Regions from separate parts of the Homo sapiens genome. Here region 1 is linked to region 2. A link is a loop called in an ENCODE intact Hi-C map of the cell type or tissue named here. Cell type or tissue: A673. All regions are shown on one strand. Region 1 overlaps SYNPR (synaptoporin). Region 2 holds the start of SYNPR (synaptoporin).

Region 1 (2,500 bases), 65 kb after region 2:
TAGTTCATGAGAGATATTGGTCTTTAATTTTTGTTCTTGTAATGGATTTATCTGTTTTTGTATCAGGGTAACGCTGGCCTCATAAAATGAGTTGGAAAGTGTTCCCTCCTCTGCTATTTTCTGGAAGAGATTATGTAAAATTGATGGTAATTATTTTTTAAATGTTTGGTAGAATTTCTGATGAAACCATCTGGGATTGGAGATTTCTTTATTAAGAGCTCTTTAATTATAAATTCAATTTCTTTAATGGTTACAAGACTATCAAGATTGTCTATTTCATGTTGATTGATTTTGGGTAGTTTGTTGTTTTAAATGAATTGATCCACTTCTTCTAAGTTGTAGAATTTATGGGTTGAAAGTTATTTCTAGTATTCCTTATTCTTTTGTATGTGTTTTTAAATAATGATAAATTATGTTGATAAAATAAAAATGGGGATGATCAGAAAAGGCCTGCCGGAGGAGGTGATATGTGAGCTAAGGCCTGAAGGGATCAATCATGGAAAACATTAGAGAAAGAGCTTTTCGGGCAGAGGGAGAAGTTAGTACAAAGGCCCAGAGAAGGCGACAAGTTTGGCATATTTGAGGATGAAGGAAAACTAGCCGGAGTGGAAAGAGCAACAAGGAATTGAATCTGGAGAGGAGGACAGAGACCACGGGATGCAGTAGCTTTGGGTCATGGGAAGGCACTTAGGTACTGTAGGTGTGCTGCAACAGCTTTTCATGGTTTTAAGCAGGAAAAATCATGCACAGATTTATATTTATAAAAGATCACTGTGGCTGCTGTATGGACAATGGATTCTAGGAGAGCCGAGGAACATATTATGAAGATAACATTATGAAGTCATGTTATGAAGTTTTTGCAGTGTTCTCTGTAAGAGGGTGGTGGTGTGCATCCCAGGGGCATGGCACTGGTGGAGAGAAGGAGGCAGAGTGAGGACATTGTTTGGAGGTCCTGCCTCTATCCATGTTTGCCCTGCTGGACTGAACTCCTGGTAAGGACTGGGTACAACCCTCCTTTTTTTGTTGAGCTTCCAACGCAGCTACCTCTTTTTCAGACCATCTAAGTCCATGAAGTTTAGACAACATTCAGACTATCAAAAACCATCTCTGCTCTATTGTGGCTTTTCTTCGACAGTATAAATTACCCTAGAAGTTGTTTTCTGCAGGCTCATGATTCCCTGCCTAACTTTAAAGGGTTTCTTGAGAAGGCTTTGACCATTTGTTTTGTCAGAGGTTTGGGCGATTATTCAAAGTGCTGAGAGATAACAAGGGTACAGTTTAATGTGCTACAGATGTCTGGGACGGTGACTCAGGCTCCTGGCAGAAATCCAAGGCAGGAAACCTGCTGTTGCAATTCGTATTCTCTGTGTCTATGCCGGAAACGGCTTGAGCTGTAATTGCAGTTTATAGTGATGTAAATGCAGCCAAACCCCCGAGTGAAGCCTCACAGATGTACATCATTAGGAGAGCTCTCAGCCTCGCTCATATGCTGTTCAGAGGCGGTTCATTTGCAATCAGTTTCAAAGACTGTGGATGGGAAGAATGTTCTTTCACATTGTCTAGCTCAGTTTAAAATCTGCCCTCCTGACATTTTGATAAAAGGTAATAACCAAACCTCTGTGTTCAGCAGAATGTGCTTATAATAATAAGCCTGGCATTAAAAAAAGAAGACCCAAAGTATCAATAGCCCTTTACAAACAGAATACACAGTTTTCCATTTGACCCAGTTGTCTGCTGCACTTCTTCTCTCCTACCTATCTTATGATTAGGAAGGAGGCAGCCCTAGAGCTCACAAGTCAGAAAGCTCTGGATACAAATTTCAGAAGTGCTGCTTTTTTTTCTTAATTTTAATATAAAGGTCCAGGAACAAAGAGGTTTTCTATTTATAAAGTTTTAGAAATATAGGAGAAATTGTAAAATGTCTACTTAAAATATTTAATTAAATTCAATTCCTTATTTAATGTATTAAAATCCCTGTGAGAAACAGGTGCATATTCAAAAAAGATTTTTTTTTTTTTTTTTTTTTACAGATTAATAAGAGTAGTTAGTGTGTAAGGGAACCAACAAGAGGTAGTGCAATAACCTGGGATTTGTGTAACTGCCTGGTGGGTTGTTTTTGCCCACTGCACAGATAGAGTCGATTCATTGAGACAGCAGTATTACTGTGAAGAGAGTTTAATAAATGCAGAGCCGGCCAAGTGGAAAGAAGGGAGTTTACTGCACAAATCAGCCTCCCCACAGAGCTCCGAGGCTAGGGCTTTTCAAGGATGGGCAGGGGGCTGGTGAATGGGGGGAATGGTGATTGGTTGGGTTCAGCATGAAATTGTAGGGGATCAAAGCTATCTTCTTGAGCTGACTCCCTGCCTGGGTAGGGGCCACCAGACCAGATAAGCCAGTTTCTTGGTATGTGTAATGGGTCTGGGTGGAGTCAGTTGGGTTTCCAGAATGAAAAAGTCTGAAAAGTATCTCAAATACTAGTCTTAGGTCTTAGAATACTGAT
Region 2 (2,500 bases):
GCTAGCTGGGCAACCTTGGGCAGGCCACTATCCTTCCATGGGCCTCAATTTCCTCATCTCTAAAATGGGAATAATATTATTATTAACTTATGGGGGTTTGTGAATATTGAATGAAGTAATGTTTGTAAAGCCCTTAGCACAGTTTTCAGCTCATAGAAAGAACTCACTTGTTTGGTTGTTGTTGTTTTTATTATATTCAGCAAGATTAGCCCACTAAGAGTAAACAACGTGAACCACCTTTCACTAAGTTTCAAGAAAACAGTCTAACTTTGGAGGAGGGACCCAGTGTTATATTTATGAGTTTGACAAGGGAGTTCATTTGGGGGTCAGATATCAGGCAAAAGATCTCAGTAGAAATAAAATGAGTTTGAAAGGTACCTAAATTTCATTCCCTGTTTAGCCTTTCATGAGATGTTTTACCTTGGCCATTTCATCCTTGCTAAATCTGTTTTCCACTGGCGCATGGTCCCACATTCAAGATTAATTTGTTTCCACCTCTTCTCTCCAGGCAGTTTCCTCTGTCCTGGTCCTCTCTCTGGCATCCACAGGCCAAGATGGATCCCCTGCCCTGTGCCCATGGCCCCTGTGCTCTGCTCTGCGCCACTGTCCAGACCACATTGCAAGTTATTTTTCCCCTTTTGCTTCCCCTGGGGGAAGTGACAATGCTTATCCTGTTTTTTTGATGTACCCCAGCACCTAAGCACTGCCTGCCCACAGGAAGGATGCTCCATAAAGGCTTGAAGGAATGAATGAAAGAGCCAACAAATAGTTATTTTTTTATTTTTATGTATTTATCATTATTATTATTTTGCTGTTTGGAAGTCATCAGAACTCACACAGATGTCTCAGGTAAAGTGTGGGTGTCTTCCTCCTACCTGGAAACCCCTTCTTCAGGTGGACAGCCGTCTTGCTGATGGTGCCAAGCCCGCTTTCCCAAACCAACAGACCCAAAGTTTCCCCGGAGCCAGAGGGCACCGGGCGCACGGCTGAGCCTGCACCAATGTCTGTGGGCCCTGCCTCGCCCACCTCCTCGCCCTCCCCTCTGGAGCGCGGCTGGCCAATGACAGCCTTCCCCTGGCTCCATGGGTTTCCCCCTCCCCTGTTGTATCTACCCTGCCCCAGCTCTTCCCTGCCCACCCCTCGCTGACTCGCTTCGCTTCCCCGACGCGCTGGGTTCCCGGAGCGCAGAGCCCAGCGTTAGCGGGTGGGCTCCCCGAGGCCCCCTGCCCTCGCCGGGCTGCTCCAGGGTGTCGCTCCTCTGGCTGCTCCCGAAGGGGCTTCTGGCCCTGAGGACGGTGGTGCCAAGCGAACTTCATTTTTAAAAAGAACTGGTGGATGAGAAGAGCGAGCGAGGGCGAGCTATGGACCCTGTGAGTCAGGTGAGACAGAACTGGGCAGGGCGGCTGGCTGGGAGCAGGGGGCGGGGGATGCCGCGGCTTGGGAGAGGCGCCCCCAGCCCCTTCCTCACGCTTTGCTTTCTCTCTCTCGCCTCATTCCCCCAAAGCTGGCCTCTGCGGGCACCTTCCGGGTGCTGAAGGAGCCCCTTGCCTTCCTGCGAGCCCTGGAATTGGTGAGTAGCAGTGTGTGTGCAGGGAGGGGCGCCAGGCAGCCAGCTATCAGGTGAGGAGAGGTCGGATGGGGTGCTCCCTGCTCAGTTCTGCTCCAAGCCGGAGATTCAACCCTCAAGCCGGGGATTTCAATCCTGCCCCCTCCTAAGATGCCGTTCCAAGGTGGTGAGGACAAAATCGAGGCACCCTGCTTGGAGGCGGGAGTGTGGACGCATTTTTGCAGGGGCTTAGACAAGTGTCGTCTCACCTCACCGCTTGCAGACGCGCAGGGGCTGTGGAAAGAAACCTCCCCCTTGGGAGATAGGGGAGGGGGGCGCATGGAAGGGCTGCCGCTGGGTTCTGGCCCCTCACCTGGACCTTCGTGGGGATGAGGGGATGGGTGGAGGGACCCATAGTTGAGCGGAGGAGCCGGGAAGACTTGGCCAAGCTCAGAAAGTTGGTCAGAACTGAGACAGCTCCTCTGCGGGACTGGGATGCTGGAAGCGCGTGTTCAACTGCTCCGCGGGAGCTTCAGGGAGGGAAAGATGCTGCGAAGCTATTACAGACTGTTATAAACGGCGGCGGGTAGAGAGCAGAACTCCTTCCTTCCCTACTATAGTTTCTTTTCTCTGGCCACTCCTCTAGGGCTTTTCTGATTATACCCAGAAGAGCCCACCAGCCTGTTTGCCATGGCTTTCTTCAGCGACTGGGCTTTAGGAAGTTGTATTCCACTTCCGTGAAACCACCCTGACGCTCTTATTGCAATTTGTCTATGGGCAGAGGAGTGAGGCACAGAAACGGTTACCCACAGGGCCACAGAGCCATGTCAGTGTTGTTGGCTGGATGATGGTTATTCAGAATGAAATCTGCAGGTCACACGTTTCGTCTTGCTAGGAACTCCAAAAGGCAAGCAAACCTATCTGAATAGAAAGTTCAAAGCCTGTCATGTAGCA

The links. A loop is a pair of places that touch in the nucleus more often than their neighbours do. Peaks named below come from ENCODE experiments on the same cell type or tissue, not always from the same donor. Only the 100,000 strongest peaks of a DNase experiment are listed, where the experiment ranks them.
Region 1: it touches region 2 in a loop (2.3-fold over the local background); 3 of 110 quality-filtered maps call a loop at or near these places.

Annotation. Positions count from the first base shown.
Region 1 is chr3:63,342,546-63,345,045 of GRCh38, forward strand. All of the region lies in intron 2 of SYNPR (synaptoporin), which reads left to right. Among named protein-coding and RNA genes, the nearest start is that of SYNPR, 65 kb to the left of the region's middle. RefSeq lists an enhancer at 1,056-1,698 and a silencer at 1,248-1,542. In A673, no CTCF peak of the experiment used is centred here; DNase peaks (open chromatin) are centred at 1,356 and 2,216; H3K27ac peaks cover 2,357 bases.
Region 2 is chr3:63,277,173-63,279,672 of GRCh38, forward strand. SYNPR (synaptoporin) reads left to right here and starts at 1,136. Exons shown (of 6, transcript NM_001130003.2): 1 at 1,136-1,379; 2 at 1,505-1,570. The coding sequence starts at 1,362. In A673, no CTCF peak of the experiment used is centred here; a DNase peak (open chromatin) is centred at 1,069; H3K4me3 peaks cover 1,415 bases.